2 separate regions of the Mus musculus genome follow, and region 2 is linked to region 1. Evidence: chromatin loops called from intact Hi-C (ENCODE). Cell type or tissue: gastrocnemius. All regions are shown on one strand. Each heading gives the region's core, and the rest is flanking DNA. Links, peaks and the distances in the headings are about the cores only. Region 1 holds the start of Gm29897 (a long non-coding RNA gene). Region 2 overlaps Pgbd5 (piggyBac transposable element derived 5).

Region 1 (10,159 bases), core at 1,111-9,110:
TCACAATTCACTTCCTTTCTTTCAAGCACTTTTAAGTTGCTGCTCCACAGGCAGAGGCGATTGGCAGAGCAATGCATGCCTGCTGAAGTCCCTGTCCCACAGAGTGAAAGGATGGTCCTGGAAGAGTGAGCGGAAATGGATGTCAGTAAGGGTTAGGGGACCCAGGTGTCAGCAGCTGGCCCAGGTGTCAGCAGCTGACTCCAGACTTCAGCCCTGGGATGTGCTTTACCCTGCAGCATGGCAGAGAGCCCACACTTCCTTAGAAACCTGGGCGCAGGGGAAGCCTGCACAGCAGCAAGCTGACTCTCCGTGCTGGCCTCACTTCCCATGCACCTGGGCACAGCAGGTGCAGATGGTTTGAGGCCACCAGGTAGTTGAGCCGTCCCACACCTGCATCCTGCCTCTCTCAGACAGAAGCAAAGGCTGAAAGTTCCGGTTATGCTCCAGCTCAGAATACTCACCTGTCAGATCCACATGGCCCCACCTAACAGCCAGGAGAGGGAGGGGTTTCCAAAATGTTTGGGGCACTGTATAGTCCATGGCTGTCCTAGAAGGTGCAGCCCTCAAGCCCAGAACTCAGGATATGTCCTCTGGTCTTCGCCATCCTCAAGATGGCCTTGTCTGTGCAGAAGGCAAAGTTTCCTCATAGCCTGAAAACATACTGGGCTAAGGCCACGAGGGTGGCAGGCACAGTTATTGTACAGCTGTGTCTTTATGTAGGGAGTGCTGCGGAAGTCACTAAGAAACATAGAAACCGTGAGGGCCAATGAGCACAGCCGTTCTGAGTCACATTTCCTTACCAGTATTTCTGACATCTGCTTGCCAAGGAAGGGGAAAATGGACAGAGCCCTTGCCAGTTCAGCACAATGAAAACAAAATTAAACTTTACCAGAAACCGCCAAATCAGAACTACATTGAAAATACAAAAGGTGTACAGCACCCTTGATTGTAGTTGATAATCTCATGTTCCATGGAAATGAGAGGGATAGCTATTCTCAGTAAATGTGCAATTTGGATGGGGGAAAGCCAGAACTGGCACAAACCCCATTTCTACCAGTTGATTTTCAGGTGTTTCTAAAGTAAGATAGAGCAACAGTGATTTGAGAGCTACGAGAACACAAGCCATTTGGAAAAAGATGGCACATAAAGAGCAAACACCTGCCACTGGCAGCAGCCTCTCAGACGCAGCGGGGACTGAGATGCCACATCAGGAGCCTGAAAGGCTTTCCTCTGCCATGCCAAGGCACAGCTCTCATTGCCTAGAGGTAGGGACAGAACTCGGGTGTAGTGGTTTGAATGAGAATGGCTCCCAGAGGCTCAAGTCTGAATTCTTGGTCCCCACTTGGTGCACTGTTTAGGAAGTATAGCCTTGATGGAGGAGGTGTGCTAGGCTCAGTCTTCTTCTGCCTGCTGATCAGGATATAAGCTCCTAGCTACTGTCCCAGTGCCATGCCTGCCCACCTGCCACACTCCCTGCCATGATGATCATGGACTAACCCTCTGAAACTTTCAGCAAGCCCTCAACTAAATGCTTTCTTTCATAAGTCGCCTTGGTCATTGTATCTCTTCACAGCAACAGAACAGTAACCGAGGCACCAGGTATGTGACACAGGAAGGAAGACCACAAGGGCACTGGTTAGAGCAGCACACTTTCTGGGACCTCGTCACTGTTCCACTATTAACTTCTGACTTTGGAGAAGAACCTCAGGGTCCACAGACACCCACAGAACCCAGCCCCCAATCGAGGCAAGAGCCCTGTGCCTCACTTCTGCTCATGGGATAAGATGGAACAAGTCCAGCCACCTGCAGTGAAGGCCACATCTCTGAACAGCACTATCCCACTCTGCAACCAAAACTTGGACATATTTATACATGGACTTTATCTGGTAATAACCTTAAGCTACCTGCATGGTGCTCTCAGACCACGTGACACCCTTTACTTCCTGGTTCTTGCTTGTCTTTCAACAGTGATGGCTCTCGGGGTTTGTCTTATGGCTTTTGGTTTAGTGATGGTTGGTGGAGAGAAAGGGGGCTGATTGCTTCTCTTCTGGAATCCAGTCTGGTTTCAGAACGATTGCTGGTTATACATATCCCAGTCTGAAACAACTGTATGTACCAATTTTTTTCTTTCTTTCGTGACATGGTATTTGAAGTTTCGAAGAATGTTCCAAGTTCTGATTTTATCTGATTAGTTCTTTCTGATGTCCCGTGTTCTATTCCTCCATTTGTCACATTCTTGTGTAATGTTTAGGGCAGCATTTACTAAAACACGAGAGGGTCCGGGGCTGAGGCTGAGGTTCAAGGTCATCCTCAGCTACAAGCCAGCTTGAGTTCTCACCTACCTTCACTCTCTTGATGCCTGGCAGCTTAGCACATGTTCTTGGTACTGTCTGGATCTTACTAAGCTCCACAGCTGCTCCTTCTCCTGCCACTGTCCCAAGACAACACTGATTCCAAAGCCATATTAAACTGTATGAGGCAACACAAGAGTCAGGGGCCATCTTGGGTAGGGAGGACGGGTAGGACGGCCGAGGCGGCAGTGGCCAGACTACAGTTCTCCCAGGTAGACTCTGCTTTGGTTTAGGATTCTTTTGTTTGCTTGAGTTTTGTTGCTGTTTGGGGAACAGGATAGCGTCTTGCTGAGCAGACTGGGCAGCCCTGGAACTGCACATCTTCCGGCCTGTCTCTCAATGCTGGGATGGCAGGTGGGCTCTACCATGCCCAGAGTCATTTTGCTTTTAAGAGGGAAAGAGCCCCTACAGATACAAATGGTCACTGGCATGGAGGACCAGGGGCAAGAAGAGGAGGCTAGACTAAGAAAGAGTAAGACAATACTGTGGAGGATATATCACGGAGGACCTGCATGCCATAAGGCTGTCAGCTCAAGATATGACAGTTGGTTCAAGGGGCAGAAACCCAAAGCTTGAGAGGAACTTGCCCAAAGGTGGCTAGTGACCTAATGGAGTGGAAGAGAAGCCTTAGGGGTGAGGAGAGGAGAAAGTTTGTGCTTCAGGGACCTTAGAAACAAGCAGAAACGCAGGGAGGTCCTATATGAGGAGGCCAGAGAGGAAAACTGAGTTCCCTCTACAAGGCTGGGGCCCTGAGATCGTGCACACAGCAGAGTGGGCACTTCCATCCAGGGTTCTCAGTGAAAACAAGAGAACTGACGGAATGCGGGAAGGACAATCAGCTGGGCAGGCTGGCTTAGAACCACAGAACTCGGTGTCTGGAAATAGAAGGGAAAGTGAGATGAGAAACGGGCCAGGGCTAGACTAAGGGACACGGCTAACTGCAGGCCACGGCAAACTGCCTGGGGAGTCAGAGAAGCAAAGCCCCAGATGGAATGGGCGCCCTATGACACCACACACTCACTCAGTCTTGAAAATGGTCACCTCCTCCATGAGGACATGAAGGCAGAGCAGGTACACGCTGCAATGCCAGGTCAGCTTTCTCACCTGTGTGCTCCATGCCCTCAAGGTGCTCCAAGCCAGGGGTCCTTGCTAGGACCTTGTCCTCCCATGGCTTTACAGCTGAGAGCTTTTTACCCCAGACACCCATGCTTTCACATCCAGAGAGACTAGGGGGTGGAGTGAGGAACAGCCCCTGGGTCCTCCTTTAAACCTTTCCTCATTCTTACCAGCTGTATTCACTACAGAGCATTTTACACTTCTTGCCTTCTCTTAGCATTTATGCTACAATCAACCGTAACTTCACCATAAAACCATAAACTAAAAGCTATGCTGCCTCGTGGGTGACTCTTCCTCAGATGAGCGGCTTTTCCCGAGACAGCTGGACCAGTGCAGAGGAAAGCGGGATTTGGAGAAAATCCATCACGGAAGCTCACCACTACCCACAAACAACTGATCTGGCCCCTGGAGGGAGAGAATGAAAGGACATTAGGGGACTCGGATCTCAATAAAGTAACAACAGAAGGTGCTGGACTGGGGGTGCTAATGAGGGCCAGAGGACATGGCAGTAAGGAACACATGAGAAACTGAGGGAGGAAGGGTGAGCCAAAAGATAACTGGGAGCATGTGAAGTGGAGGGACCTCAAATACAAGGTCTCCATTAGTGCTTGATGGCAATCTTGGGATTCAGGTCCAGGGTGTCATCAGGGTCCCAGGATAGACCCCGAGGTAAACAGCATGCCCATAGGAAACAAAAAAGGAGGCTGGGGATGGGTGAAATCACTGGCAGGGAGCTGAGGCCTGACGTTAGAAGTTAGAAGAGTGGAGATGGCAGATCCTAGAATGATGGGAATTAACGTTTAAACTACACAGTGCCTACCACATATCTGTACGGGAAGGGAAGGTGAAATATAAAACAGAGGATTAGCATTCAGAAGATGCTCAAGAGAATGGAGGATTACGAAGTGATAAAGCTGCCTCTGGACAGGGGCTTTTTAAAACAAAAGTGGGAGCGGCGAGCTGGGCACTCCTGGTGCAAGCCTGGCATCTCAGCAGCTGAGGAAGGAGGATCAGGAGTTCAAGGTCAGCACTGGCTCCGCAGCAAATCAAAGTCAGCTCTAGCTGCATGAGATTCTGCCTCAAATAAAGAGAGTGAGCTCAGAGGGTACAAGCACACCAGAAATAAATCAGAGTAATCCCTGAGGCCTGCCTCGAAAGCGCCCCTGAGAACGTGAACGGGAAAGGACAGGGTCTGTGAGGAACTGAGGAGAGAAAGCTGCAGAGGACAGGCCCTAGAGATCATTTACTGTGGCGCACGAGGAGTAGCTGAGAGCAGCAAATGACTATGTCCCCTTTGGTGTCCCCCTCTCCATTCTTGACGGCCCCAGCAGTGCCTTCAAAGAAAGAGCAGGGATCCCCATGTGGAGCCTTTCAGCCCCAGATCCCCTCACACCTAACGCCCACCACATGTCCACAACAGGACAAGTGATTTCCACCAGTTCTTGTATGTCAACGACCTGCACTCTGTGGGTCAGCTCCTGCCACACAGGCAGGTTTCCCCTCCCAGCCTTGCTTTTGTCACTCATTATCAATGGCTGTGCTAGAAAGTAAACATTGCCCCAGAACTGAATCCTCACACCTCGCTTTTGCAGGGATAGTGTGTGCTTGTTGAATGGCTTGGGGTTTGAGCTAAAGCATGTCTACAGAGTTACTACCCCAGCATCAGTCCCTCTGCCTCGGTCTCTGTGTTGTGACTCTCTGGCAGACCACCCTAGTTTGAGTCTCTCCACAGGTGTCACTGGTAGATGCTCTTCTGCCCTCTGAATCAGCAAAGCACATCAAAGCACATGCAGGGAAAGGTTTAGGGTCAGCCAAGTGGCTGAGGCACGAATAACCACTTCTAGAATGGAAGCCTGTCTGGGCTGCCCTTCCGGCACAGCACAGTTGAGGAGGCTCAAGACCTCAATCCCCTCAATCTAAGGGCAAGTTCTCTGGCCACAGAGGTCCTTGAGCAGCACCACAGCACCACCATCAGGACACCTGAGGAACTGCTGTGCCTACAACTGATTAACCAGGAGCAGATCATCGCTTGGCTTGTCCTGTGTCATCTGATGAACCTGCAACAGAATACAAATCAGACACTGCTCTATCAGGTTGTGGGGCAGAGCAGGCCAGAGATTATAGCCTCAGTTCCATCGTCAATAACAGGAGGCCTTGAAAGACTGATAATGCTCCCTGCACATCTCCGCATCCCCTGAAGCAACTTAAGTAAAATGAAATCTGTCAGTACATAGCAAGAAGCAAAAGGGTACTTTCCCACTAAAAGCCAGTTCTAGCTGCCCAGTTCTGAAGGCCTAAGCAAGGGAAAAAGAGACAAGCTAGTCACGCAAAGCTGTTTCCTTCTGAATTAGCCAGAGCAAGGAATAAAATCAGGTTTAAGGTATAAAACACACTTTTCCTATCTAAAATATCTAGTTCACATCTGTTCCACCTAGAGTAACTCGAAAAGGTAGTTTTGAAAACTAAATGTGTGATATGGTGAGGTCCGGTATATTGTGGGGCTCCCTGTTAAGCCAGTACTAGGGATACTGTACAGGAGCATCGTGTAAATTCAAGGCCAGTGTACACTTCACAAGGGAGAGCAAGACAATCCTGGACTACATCAGACGTTAACAAAAACAAAATTTTTTATGGGAGAGAAATTTCTTATGGGTTATCCTTAAAATCATTTTCAAAAGTCTACATTCTGACTGAATGAAACGAGGGTATGAGAAGACTTTACGAAATGAATTCTACAGTCAGTGAGAAAGAATAGTCTAAATAAGAAACAAACTATTATGTAAACAAATTTTACAGAATAAACTTAAATAGGTGATGTAAAAAATACACTTTGAGCAATTAAACAAATTAAAAAGAAAATGATATGGCTCCCTTATCAAAGAATCAATAAAAATTAATGTTGTGGGACTGTAGAGATAGCTCAGCAGTTAAAAGTACTAGCTATTCATCCATAAGATCTGGGTTCTGCTCATAGCCCTTACACGGCTGCTTATAGCCATCTGTCACTCCAGTTCTAGAGGCTCCAGTGTCCTCTTCTGGCCTCCTTGGGGACCAGTCATATACAAGGTATACACACATATATACAGGCAAAACACTTCATAAAGTAGAAAAAAGTAAATCTTTTTCAAATATCCTATAACACTATTAAAAACAGAAACAAAAAACTCTTAAATATTGTTGTGAATGTAGCTCCACTGCCTGTCATGTAGAGCCCGTGTTCAAACTCAGGACCATATGAATCAAGTGTGGTGGTGCATGACTGTTAGTATCTCTGAACTCAGGAAGTAGAAGAAAGTCTCAGGTCGTCCTCAACAACACTGCAAGTTCAAGGCCAGCCTGAGCTACAAGAGATTTTGTCTCAAAATAATGATGGTGATGGTGGAGCCTGATTTGAGACCAATAAACTAATCTAACCTTTCTCAGAGTATTTGACCAAGAGGGGAGCACTGTTAAGTATTAGAGCACCACTGACTTTATTGTAAGCACCTCTTCAGTGTTTACGTTTCCTTTAAACAAGCTAAGATGCTGGAACCAGAGTGCTTTGATTCCCTGACAGCTATTAGACCCTTTCCTAGTACCCAGCTGGCTTGAGAACCAAGCAGCCAACCTAATCCTGTTTATGGCAGTCACCTACCTCATCGACTACTCCTTGAGGTAGCTCCACTGCAATCACACCTGCTTGTTGCACACGACTCTGGCTCCAGAAGGAACTATGTTTGTTACATCAAACGCTGCAATGAACTTTTCCAGTGAGGTTGGGTGAGGTTTAGCAGTTAGGTCAGTTGGTGAGCACCTCTCCTAGTAGCCAGAGAAGGCCTGTGACTGGTACAAATATACCTGCCACAACTTTTTCTGGCTAAACAAACAGGGCAGGCTATTCAGGTGACTTTGAGTCATCCCCAAACACCCTTCTGTGTTGCACCCTAGTGTTACAACAATGAACATGAGGTCCAACGGAGGGCCCCTTGTAAGCAGGCTCTGGTGGTGTTCTCTGAGACAAGATCTCATGTAGTCCACGCTGGCCTCAAACCCACTGAGAACGAATGACCTTGAACTCCTGATCCTTCTGCTTCTACTTCCCAAGTACTGGGACTGCGGGCATGTACCAACATACCTAGCTCAAGCAATCTCTTTTTGCTGGCTTTTGGTATTGTTAGTAAAAGAACAGGCTGAGCTGGTAACGTAGGAGATGCAAGCAGAGGCAGGGCAGCAGTGATGGCAAAGACGGTCACAATAACAGAAGCAACAGCAACAATGAAGGGTAGCTAAAGCCTCCTAGAAAGTAAAGAGTGCAGAGATGACAAAGTCAGCACAGAGCTGAAAAGGAAGAACTGCAGGCCCTACACACCGACTGTTTCAAAAAGCTTCCAAGGCTTAAACACCAAGAGTCTTAAGGTCCAAGAACCATAGTTAAGGCCAAGCACCTTAGACATACTAGGTCTGAGAGCTCCAATACTGGTTACTGTGAGAGCCAAGGCTAACAAGTGTTGGATATCACTACTTCCTAATGCTATTGCTCATGGCTATTGGATGTGAAGGATTGTAACAGCTGTCAAGTGCTTAAAGCACACCACAGAGTTAAGCCTTCAACTTCAATACCAATATCCAGAATTCTAAGAGTTATAAAACCTAGAGTCTCCAGCTCTCTAGGGTTGAAGCCATAAACTTCTGGGTCTAGTTCCATGGGGCACTCAAGGGCTGGTGACTGCCAGCACCAGAATTGCCTACTGTACTAGCTGGTTTTGTTTGTCAACTTAACACAGGCTGGAGTTATCACAGGAAATGCCTCCATGAGATCCAGCTGTAAGGCATTTTCTCAATCAGTGATCAAGGGGGGAGGGCCCCTTATCCTTGGGCTGGCAGTCTTGGATTCTATAAGAAAGCAAGCTGAGCAAGCCAGGGGAAGCAAGCCACTAAGTAACATCCCTCCATGGCCTCTGCATCAGCTCCTGCTTCCTAACCTGCTTGAGTTGCAGTCCTGACTTCCTTTGGTGATGAACAGCAATGTCGAAGTGTAAGCTGAATAAACCCATTCCTCCCCAACTTGCTTCTTGGTCAGGGTGTTTGTACAGGAATAGAAACCCTGACTAAGACACCTACCCACGATTCCTATCTGTAATAAAACAAGTCAGATGGTGACAGATTCACTTGGAGAAAATCAATGTGTATACTTTTGAGAGGGTAAGTTGGCAACATGCACAAGTCTGTTAAAACTGATATGGCTTTCAAGTCAGGGTAACTGGCAGTACTTACCTATTACCCAAAATGTTAGGAGACTGAGGCAGAAGGACTGAGCTCAAGGTCAGCCTGGGCTGTAGAATAAGATCCTGTCTCAAAATACAAGACAGTACTCTAAAATAAATAAACAGCTCAAGAGAATGTGTCTTAGTAGCCAGACAGTGGTGGCGCACGCCTTTAATCCCATCACTTGAGAGGCAGAGGCAGGCGGATTTCTGAGTTTGAGGCCAGCCTGGTCTACAGAGTGAGTTCCAGGACAGCCAGGGTTACACAGAGAAACCCTGTCTCGAAAACAACAACAACAACAACAAAAAAAAAAAAACAAAAAAACAAAAAAACAAAAAAAAAAAAAAGAAAGAAAGAAAAAAGAAGAATGTGTCTTAGAAAATAATCTAGCCATAGGCAATATTTATAAAAGGAAAAGTATGTAAGATTCCTTTATCTGACAATGAGGGGAACTTATTTGATGAAGCAACTATGTCTACCCAGCAGAATACTATGTGACATTAAAAAATACCAAATTTTTTTATTAACTCTTAAGATAATGACAGCCATTACAAAAGAAAACATTAAGAAACCTTAAAACACATTTTTGATCAATTTACTATATATATATATATATATATGCACATATGTATCTATATATATACAGCAAAGACTCTAAAACAAGACATTTCCAAGCGATAATAAAGGCTTAATAATCAAGACCACTATGATATATTGCTTAGGTCGTAAGAACTGTTAACGTTATTTTTGAACTGAGTAGGAAAAGATTTGTAATCAGCTTCTCAAACTGAAGTGGGAACAAGCAGGAGTCCTGTCTCCTGTGCTAGAGGACTTCCCTACCAGACAAGTGCACACCACCCTGCTGGGCCCTGGCTGTTCCCCAGCACCACTAGAATTCCCAACAGGACGGCACAGTGTAGCAGCTGGAAAGTGTCTCTGTGCAACTTGATTTAACTTAAAGAGCAGAATTACTCACACAGGATTCAATTATAGACCCAATTCTACGCAGTTCACAGCCAGAAGAGAGGAAAGAAAGGACCACATTAGGTACAGTCATAATGGTCAGGAATTTTCCATTAAATTCATCTCAGAACCCATTTCCAAGTTTATTTGTTTGTTTGTTTTCGATACAAGGTTTCTGTGTGTGGCTTTGCTGGCCTCAAACTCACAGAGATCCACCTCCCTCTGCCTCCTGAATGCTGGGATTAAAGATGTGCACCACCAAGCCCAGTCCCGATTTCCAGGTCTCTTATACCACACTTAGTTTTCAAAGGTGCACTGAGGCATGCAGGTGTGGCTGAGCCGCAGAAGTGTGCAATTAGTGTGTGTGAGGGCCTGGTTCAATCTTTATCCTGCTGGAGGGGTGGGATATCAAAGAACATTTAGCATTTAAAAAAAAAAGCTATAAAAATATATAATCCCCAAGGTGGGCAAGGTGATACATTTAG
Region 2 (9,851 bases), core at 1-8,000, 320 kb before region 1:
GATGAGCAACTAAGGGGTCATGGAGCAGCCCCTGAGAGGTGTGAGCGTGTTGGGCCTGGGGTGGAAGGGCTGGCCTCCTTGTTCCTCTGAGACATGATCCCACCCACGCTGTGAACAGCCCAGAGACACTGCCGCTATTCCCACCCTCCCCCAGCCCCTGACCAAGTCATCCAATATAGAGGGGAAAGAGAAGCCTTCTTCCCCTCACTTCTCCTCAGGCCTGTCCCGGGAGCATCTGCATGTGCCTGTGACTGTGTCATTGTCCCTGTGCTCACGAAGCCACCAAGTCTAGGTAGCAGATAACTGTGCACTTGTCTGCCTCCGATGCCTCCTCACACCCACCGCTCTGCTGAAGCACGTGATGGACGGTGCTGGTCCAGTGTCCCACCATGCCCCACGCCCAGGAACTGGGCAGCCTGGATGGGGACTGAGCTCCTGTCTCCCCCACAGGCGTCATCATCAAGAGGAGGAGTGGGGAAATCCCCTGCCCTCTGGCCGTGGAGGCCTTTGCGGCTCACCTCAGCTACATCTGCAGATATGACGATAAGTACAGCAAGTGAGTGTGTGGGCGGCTGGGGGGGCATGGGCAGCTGGGGGTGCGTGGGCAGCTGGGGGGTCGTGGGCAGCTGGGGGGGCATGGGCAGCTGGGGGGCGTGGGCAGCTGGGGGGGGCGTGGGTGGATGGTGTACGTGTGAGTGGCATCTGGTGTTTGGGAGACTGATGTGCATTCAGGTGATGTCAGATGTGTGGGCAGCCAGTGGGTGCCTGGGTGGCCAGTGTGCCTGCGAGTGGCATCCGTTGTTTGGGCGGCTGCTGGGTGCATGGGCGGCCGGCCAGTGTGCATGGGGTAACATGACAACACACTATAACACTATCGCAGTGGTGTGTAGGGAGGGTTGTGTTAGCCCAGACATAGTGAAGAACATAAATATGGGGCATGAGGACCCATGAGGTAGTCTCGGGCCCTCGTCCTGCCCACAGGTGGCCTACACACCCATCTCCTCTAGAAATCCCTGCACTCCACTCACATCCCAGGCCTCCAGCCCCACCTGAGGTACCCGCCACTGCTCATACCCCATTGGTGGGCATCTTGGCACATAGTTCAGCCTTTATCTTCTAGGCTTTGTCCATCCAGAGCTGGACTCCCCGGTGGTCTTCATATATGATGTAGCCAAGATGTAGAGGCAGTAAACAGGATAAGAGAATCAAGGCTCTGGGCGTAGTATCCTCAGGGTCAGCCCCAGGGTCCTGAGTCTTCCCTGAGGGAAGACAAATGGCTAACAGGAGCACATTTGAGAAGAGAGAGAGAACACATCACGAGGCCTGGAACTGAGGGATTAAGCATTTAGATGTGGATGGGCTGAGAGAAGGGCCCTGAGAAGGCAGATGCTGGAGGATGGGGCAGGGCCTGTCATAGCCCCGCCCCTGAGCCCCGCCCACAGCTGGTTCCCAGTGCATCACCAGAAGGGAGTTCTTCAGATGCACTGGCCTGACACTCAGCCTCTAGGCTTCTCTCCCCTGAGAGCTATAACCAGCATGCCCATTGTGAGACTTTTCTGAGGAGATGTGGACAAACACCTGCTCTCCTCCACTGGACACTAGTGACATATTAAAGAGTTCCCTCAGTCTTGTGGGTTTTATTCACTTGCTAAGTCCTAATGAGGGGGGCGCGTAAACCTCAGGGAACAGCTACACAGCGCCGTGCCTCCTCCTCTTCCCAGGTATTTCATCTCTCACAAGCCAAACAAGACGTGGCAGCAAGTGTTCTGGTTCGCCATCAGCATCGCCGTCAACAACGCCTACATCCTGTACAAAATGTCAGACGCCTACCACGTGAAGAAGTACAGCCGGGCACAGTTCGGAGAGAGACTTGTCAGGGAGTTGCTGGGCTTGGAGGACTCATCGCCAGCCCACTGAGACTGCTGGCCCAGGGGTGTCAGGGACAAGGAAGGAGCCTGTCACCTGCCTGCTGGCTGGAGGGCTCATGTGTGGTCAGAAGTCTGCTTTCCACATCACCCCCCACAAAGGGTGGCTCCCCAGAGCCTGATACAGGTGACCTCGGAAGGTACCAGCAGTAGGACCAGTGGACCGTGCTCCGCTTTCCAGAGTGTGAAAGATCATGACGGGCTCAAGTTCAGACCAGGCAAGCTTACAAAATGGACCCCTCGGTGCCACCCCACAGCATCCGGGGCATGGGTTCCTAGCACTCTCCCATGAGATCAGCTTAGATGGCTCCCTTGGAAGAAGAGATGCAGTGTGGTGCCATTAAAACTCAGAGCCAGGGGGGGCAGGGGCGGCTGCAGCTTGCTGACTGTAAACAGGGTGCTCCTGTTCTGTCCTCCACGGGACTGCAGCGAGCAGGGCGAGGAGGGGAGAACAATGCCGGGTTTTTGTTTTTTTTTTTTGTTTTGGTTGGTTGTTTTGTTTTGTTTTGTTTTCAATGTATCTTCAGGTTAATTCCCTACTGTTGCTTAAGGTCTACTGTGAACAGATGTGCCCCCCACTCCCCACTCTCTGACACCACATACCTTCACAGCTCCCTGCATGATCACAGTTCTGTTTCTGGCCTGTGGCAGGTTAGGAAGGGCCGCTGGCTTCCAGGACAGATGTAGCTAGCTATGGCTACCAAGGCCTGGGGAGCCTGCAGACTGAATACTCTGTCACCTTGTCACTGTTGGCAGAATTACCTGTCTTGAGAACTCTATAGCATCATGAAAACAAAATCCTTCACCTCCCTCTGTCTGTGAGAATGGGGTCCCCTAGAAAGTCACAGCAGGATTAGGAGGCCCTGGCTGGGGACTGACCCTGTGGGATCTCCCATAGGCCCAGGTCCTTCCCACCAGAGGTTGACATCTCTCCATGGAGCCTGAGCCTCAAGGTGGGCCCACTGTCCCCACAGATGGGATACAAGGATTTTTCCACACCTTGCAGCCCTTCCTCCTGATCTAATGGCACCTAATGTCCCCAGATGCAGACTGTCCTCGGCAGGGGCTTTGGGGCACTTCCTCATCCTTTCAGTGAGCCGAGGCGTGGCTGGCAGCAGAATGCTCTCCACACCTTGTCACATCTGTGTCCACTCTCTCCACAAGCACCCTCGCCTGCGGTGGGACCCGCAATGCCACAGATCACAGGCCCAACTTCAGTTTGTGTTTAAGATAACCTTTGCTGTACCCTTAATGGGATCAAAAGCACTTTCACCACACGGAGAAATATATTTTCAATTTGTGATGCTTTTCTACAAGGCCCACTCTTCCTGAGTTCAGGTGTTTCCAACGCTTAGGGAGCCTAATGAAGGCCAATGACTTTTTCTTTTCTGTCCAAACAAGAAAAATAAAAAATAAAAGTCTATTTAGATGTCGGCTGTTAGTATGTGATTTTGTTTCAAAGAGTTAGAGAGCTGTTCCCCTTGAACTTGCTTTCCCATGGGTGACCAGGAACGTATGAGCTGAACTGTTCTTAGAATCTTGAAACATTGAACAGTTTATAAAAAGAAACCAGTTAGGATTTGATGTGTGAATATATTTTATATACATATATATACATATATATGTATGTATTCATATATATATATATATATGTATATATATATATATATATATATATATATATATATATATATACACACACATATACACACGTGGGTGAATGTTAGTAGCAGTTCTGAGTGTAGTTGTTCAGGCCCCCCCCCATTATTTTTAGTCTTGGTTACCTGAGGTCAACTGTGATCCAAAAAATACTAAATGGAAAATTACAGAAACAAAGAATCCATAAGTTGTAAGTTTTTATTACAGCACATTGCTACAGTTGTTGTATTTTATCGTTAACTTCTTTCTGTGACTAATTAAACTTTATCCCAAGAGTGTACGTAAAGGAAGAAACATAGCGTGTAATTCTAGCACCCACGGAGGGTCTTGGGGTTCAGAAATATATTCCCTGCTGAAGGGTGGATAGGAACTGTTGAGTCTCCCACAGACTGTAGTGTGCACCTGAGACCAGCAGGTGGCGATGTTCTACAGACTGTCGACTGCTGGAGCCTTCCTAGGTTAGAGGTGCTGTTGGTGGCTCTCTTGCCACCTGTTCTGTAAATAGCGGTGTGGGGGTGGGGTGGGGGGGAATGGTAGCTAGGCAGTGGCGGGAGGGGCACTGCAGCCTGTGAGGCATCTGTAAGTTGAAGAGCTTTTCTTTTTTCATGAAGGTCAGAATGGCATGTGGTATGGGTTTAGAAAGCCTTCCAGACCTAGACCTTGCCTCCACAGCATTGGTAAGATGTCAGGACTCACAGCTTCTCTTGGTCTTCAAGCAGACACTGGCTTTTCAGGAATCAGATAACCCCAGTGACCAGGGAGAGAGGCCCTTATGTCAGCTTCCTGTCACCAAGACAAAGGCTGGTCCCCTAGATTGGAGGACAGTGTTTATTTAGTTCACTCTGCACATTGTACTAGCATTGGCTCTTTCTGCTTTGGGTTAAGGCAGAATTTCTTGACAAGAGGACATGGTATAACAAAGATGTTGACGTCATGACAGGCAGGAAAGAGGGGAGGGAGGAAGGATAGAGCCCAGGCCCAGGATCCCTCTTCAAGGGCATACCCTGTTCCACTAGACACCCTTCCTAAAGGTTCTGCCACCTCCCAGGAGTGCCATAGACAGAGGAAAATGTCTTCAAATCTCAGCCTTGGAGAGGACACTGAAGATGCACAAGACCCAAATCCTTCCTGCATACCCCATAAGCCACCACCTCCGCAGGCCTGGAAGAATACATGGGGCCGGTGGCATGTCCGCATCCCACGGTCAGTGAGGCCTCTCTCCATTTAAGCATGTTCTTTGTTAGCAGGCACAGAAGTGAAAGACCCATGTGTTCCAGACCCTCCCATTTCTTCAAGGCACCTGGCTCTCGAGGCTCGAAGCAGCTCAGGCTCTGAGGTTGTAGTGTGAACTCAGCTCAGATTGTAAAAAGTTATGTATTTGCCACTTTCCTTTCCAGGTTCAGTATTTGCCCGACAAGAGCCTCAAACTGGGACATTGTCTTCTATGGTCATTGGGTCATCTTTGAATACTTAGGTGGGTCATCCTAGGCAGAAACTCCTTGGCTGCTAGCCAGGGAGGCCAACCACCAAGATGGAATAATCTGTATGCAGGCGTCCAGATGGACACTACCCCGACCCAAGGCCCGAAGGGTTCAGATCTCTCATCTACAGCCAGGCCATGGGTGGCGGCTTCCCAGAAGCCAGGTTCAGCACCTGACTGTGTGGGTGCAGGAGTGTGTATGCGGCCATTACCACAAGGGCGGGTGGGCAGCACCATGGGCACTTCCTGTGATGCAGGTGGGATAGATCCCACTTCCTCTGGGCTCATTAAGAGTACAGGTCATGTTCTGTTTGTGTGTGGCCTGCCTGCAATGGGTTAACACAAACAGGTAGTTGACAGGCCCTGGGCAAGGCCCTCTCTTCCTACCCAATGTGTACACAAAAGCTAAGTATAAACACACAGGTTAAAAAAACAAAAAACAAAACAAAACGATTAATAAGGCAGAGAAAATTTAGGGTTTTTTGTTTTGTTTTACTGTAAGTTTCCTTCTAATGTTGCAGAGAGAGAGACAGACAGACAGACAGACCGATAGACATCTGGGTCTAGAGAGGTGGCTTAGCAGTTAAGAACATTTGCTGCGGGGCTGGTGAGATGGCTCAGTGGGTAAGAGCACCCGACTGCTCTTCCGAAGGTCCGAAGTTCAAATCCCAGCAACCACATGGTGGCTCACAACCACCTGTAATGAGATCTGATGCCCTCTTCTGGTGTGTCTGAAGACAACTACAGTGTACTTACATATAATAAATAAATAAATCTTTAAAAAAAAATAAATCTTAAAAAAAAAAAAATTTGCTGCTCTTACAGAGGACCCAAATTCAGTTCCCAGCACCCACACTAGGTAGTTCATAAGAACCTATAACTCCAACTCCAGGAATCCTACACGCACATTCTGAACTCTGCAGAAACCTGCACTCAAAAAGTGCATGCACACACACCTGCATATGCACACACACATGCATATGCACACACACCTGCATATGCACACACATGCACATAAATATTTTTAAAGATCACCTGGAGGCTCCTTGAGCTTTGCAATGGATGGATGGATTCAGTTGGATGCATTTTTAGGTATAAGGTAAGGATCTGGGGTTGAGGGCTGTGGCAGGATTTCTACTTGAGGTTATTTTAATTTATATATTTTTTATGGTCATTTTGCTCTGATGCCACAGAGCCAAGCAAAATCTGAATCCGTAGGAGGACACTGTCCACCTAAACAGGCAGGCAAGGTTCTCTGGGATCCTAACAGTCAAACCAGGTTTCCAGTCTTGGCCTCACCTACAACCAGAGCCAATGACCACCAAGGGGTTCCCATATCACCAGGATGGGAGAGCCACACTGAAGCCAAGTGGAAAGGGAAGGGTGACAGATCTGGGGCTGAAACGTGGTCAGCACTGACCCTGGAGGATCAGTATGTTGGCCTCTGGGTTTCTTGATCATCTTTGAAATGGTGTCAGATTTGAGTGGCCCCAGGGCTGGATGGAGTCTGATGCTTGGTTGTTACTGGGAGGCAGCCTTCAGCATTGGGGAAGTATCTAGCATGAAGTCAGAGACTGGGGACAACTTGCCAGAGGCAACTGGCCCTGCAAGTTGCTTTTAAGGAACATTGGCATCCAGTGAGTAGAAGGTGATTTTAAATCCATCTGTAGGCCTGGGCTTGGGTACCCCAAGGAAAAGATATGTCCAGGAAGTCAAGCCCTGGCTCTGGGCTCATAGGAATACCTAGCTCACAAACGGTGACTTAGGCAGCCTATCCTGAGCCATGCTCTCCTTCCTTAAGGGGTGTATGAACTAACACCTTGAACACAGCCTGGACCCGAGAGCACTGTCTTCTGAGCCTTCTCCTTGGGGTGGAGGTTCCTGCCCATTCTTGGGGAGTAGTCACGATGGGACTTCACTTCCCATCTCCTTCTAATCATAGACTGTTCTGGATGCTAGCAGTTCCCATGACCTCTGCCCTGTTGGCCCTTGCACCCTTTGTCCCCACAGGTACCACAGTCACAAGTGCACAGACCCAAAGATGATGTGTGAGCAAAGGAGATTTGAAAGGGAGCCCCTTGCCCAGTGTCAGGGCTCTTGAGTGACTTGGCCAATCACCTGTGATCTAGACACCTGGGGATTTGCATAATACCTTTTCCAAGAGAAATCCTAATTACTAAGTCAACCCAGGGAAGTCCTTCTTGACTGAAGTTCAAATAAATGAGAGGGGTACAGCTGGGCCTTGGTGAACATCCTAGAAGGCCACAGTGAACAGGAACTGTTGCTATTAACAATGGCTCGTGAAGAGGATGATTTCATTTTCCAGGGTTCTGGTTTTATATTTTATTGCAAGAGAACAAAAGTATTTTGAGGACTGGAGAGATGGTGTCTTAGTTAGGGTTTTACTGCTATGAACAGACATCATGACCAACGCAACTCTTATAAGAACATTTAATTGGGACTGGCTTACAGGACCAGAGGTTCAGTCCATTATCATCAAGGTGGGAGCATGGCAGTGTCCAGGCAGGCATGTGGAGGAGGAGCTAAGAGTTCTACATCTTCATCTGAAGGCTGCTAGGAGAAGACTGGTTTCCAGGCAGCTAGGATGAGGGTCTTAAAGCCCACACCCAGTGACACACCTACTCCAGCAAGGCCACACCTCCTAACAGTGCCACTCCCTGGGCCAAGTATATACAAACTATCACAGATGGCTTCATGGTTAAGAGCAGTTGTTGCTCTTGTATAGGATCTGGCCCTAGTACCTAGCACCCATAAGGTGGCTCACAACCAATCATTTGTAACTCGAGATCCAATAAATCCAATAATCTGCATTAAACCTCTGCTGGCATCAGGCATACATGCTGGGAAATATACATGCATGCAGGGTGCAGATACATACACACACACACACACATACATACATACATACATATACACATAGCCACATACATACATACACACATAGACACATACATAAATACATACATACACACATAGGCACATACATACATACACACATAGACACATACATACATACATACATACACACATATATACATACACACATAGACACATACAAACATACATACATACATACATACATACAGGGAAATAACTCATGCCTCTTGCTCATAAACTAAAAATGATTCTGAGCAGCACATCTTTCATAAAATAGGACATTAAAATATTTATTTTAATAATTTTCAGTGTGCATGTGTGTGTGTGTATGCATGCACGCACACTTGTTTTTCTATTGTGTGCCAAAACACAGAGGGGCCAGAAGAAGACAACGGATCCCCTGGTGCTAGAATTACAAGTAGTTTTGAGCAACTCACTGTGGGTGCTGGGAACTGAACACTGGTCCTCTGCAAGAGCTGTGAGGGTTCTTAACTTCTGAGCCATTTCTCGAGCTCCACCTTTAAAATATTTTTGCAATACATTATAACAATGCTTGTAGGTTTCCTGCTGGCCAAAGATGTTTCTAAACCTTTTTTTTTTTTTTTTTTTTTTTAATTTCAGTGATTTTTAAGCTCCCAGTAAGTGCAGAGTTTACCTTCACCGCTCTCTGTATATGCTGATGATAACTTTTAAACAAACGGTGACTGTCTCCAGCTCCCGTTCTTGATCTCTTCCCTCTCCGGTCCTGTCCGCATCTCTGCAGCACCTTCTTTCTATCTCCACCTTTGCTCTCCTTCCCCGGGATTCCTCTGGTTGAAGGAGAGTTAGAGGGACATACGTAGACAAGAAAAGGAAAATGAGGCTCTCTGAGAGGGCGGCTTCTTGTTCCCAGAAGTCATTGCGAGAAGGCGTGGGGGGTGGGTATCTAAACAGGACCAATAGGGGCGAGAGGAAGACTTGGGGATTTATAAAATACCCAGGCCGGAGCGGACTCCCACGGGGTTTCTCCAGCCCGAAGGAGCGAAGCCGTTACTTTTCTTTTTTCCATGGTGTCTCCTGGATGTTCAGTTCTTTGTCCAGCCCAGAGAAGGAGTTCAGTGACCCCCTAGATGACTCCCAGCACCCCCATCACATTTCCTGGCTTCTCCTGTTCAGTTTGGAGACGCCTACTTAAGGGTGTACATCTGACTACAAATCGAAGACTTGTAGAATGCCGTGATAATCTGGTAAGGGCTCCTTCTGAGCAAGGGGACACCCCAACAACTAGCATGGTCGAACCCCGTCAGCCCCACCGCCATTGCGAACAAGGAGAATCAGGGAGCGGGCTTCAGTCGGTCACTGACTTCCTACGGCTGGGTGGAGGTGGCTGGCAGGAGATGTTTCCTAAGGGAACGAGAGCAGGAGCTCCTGCCAGAACTCCTGGGTCAAGAGATCTTGCGAAGTGGATCTCAAGGAACTAATTGTCTTCCCGGGGAGGAAGAGAGCTCTTCCCACTTGCTATACCTGAGAAAGGGCCGTGGGAAGGTCACCACAGGCCTCTCTCTGCTCAATTGCTCTCAGCCGGCATTGGGCTCTTGGGCCCTTGAGCTGTAAATAGCGAAGAGTAGGCAACTGGGGCCCGCAGGAGGCAAGGAAGACTTGCTCCATTTCCTCTTGAGCAAAACTCAAAGTAGTCATGAAGTTTTCTGATGTAGAGGGAAGAAAGCCTGCTTTGAGGTCAGGGTGGGGAGAGCCTGAAATTCAAATGAAGGAGGGTACGACTGAGCAAGAGGGCAGAGGCTGTCTGCGTAGGAAAGCTTTGTTGCAGGTTGGTACCTCTGAGGGGCCTTAGCTGTTTCTCCAGAGCCCACATGGATACTTTTGGGTATCAGGGCAAATGCTCTCTTACA

What was found. Hi-C counts contacts between places; a loop is a spot of excess contacts. Peaks named below come from ENCODE experiments on the same cell type or tissue, not always from the same donor. Only the 100,000 strongest peaks of a DNase experiment are listed, where the experiment ranks them.
Region 2: a loop joins it to region 1, with 3 times the contacts of the local background. A loop is called at or near these places in 15 of 42 quality-filtered maps.

Annotation. Positions count from the first base shown.
Region 1 is chr8:124,047,553-124,057,711 of GRCm38, reverse strand. It overlaps Gm29897 (a long non-coding RNA gene), which reads right to left and starts at 8,250. Exons shown (of 4, transcript XR_388188.3): 1 at 7,102-8,250. It overlaps Urb2 (URB2 ribosome biogenesis 2 homolog (S. cerevisiae)), which reads right to left. Exons shown (of 10, transcript NM_001368414.1): 10 at 9,207-10,159. In gastrocnemius, for the core only: no CTCF peak of the experiment used is centred there; DNase peaks (open chromatin) are centred at 1,190 and 5,429.
Region 2 is chr8:124,362,557-124,372,407 of GRCm38, reverse strand. It overlaps Pgbd5 (piggyBac transposable element derived 5), which reads left to right. Exons shown (of 7, transcript NM_171824.2): 6 at 451-556; 7 at 1,722-3,359. The coding sequence ends at 1,917. Among named protein-coding and RNA genes, the nearest start is that of Pgbd5, 66 kb to the left of the region's middle. In gastrocnemius, for the core only: a CTCF peak has its summit at 3,981 (motif pointing right); a DNase peak (open chromatin) is centred at 3,996.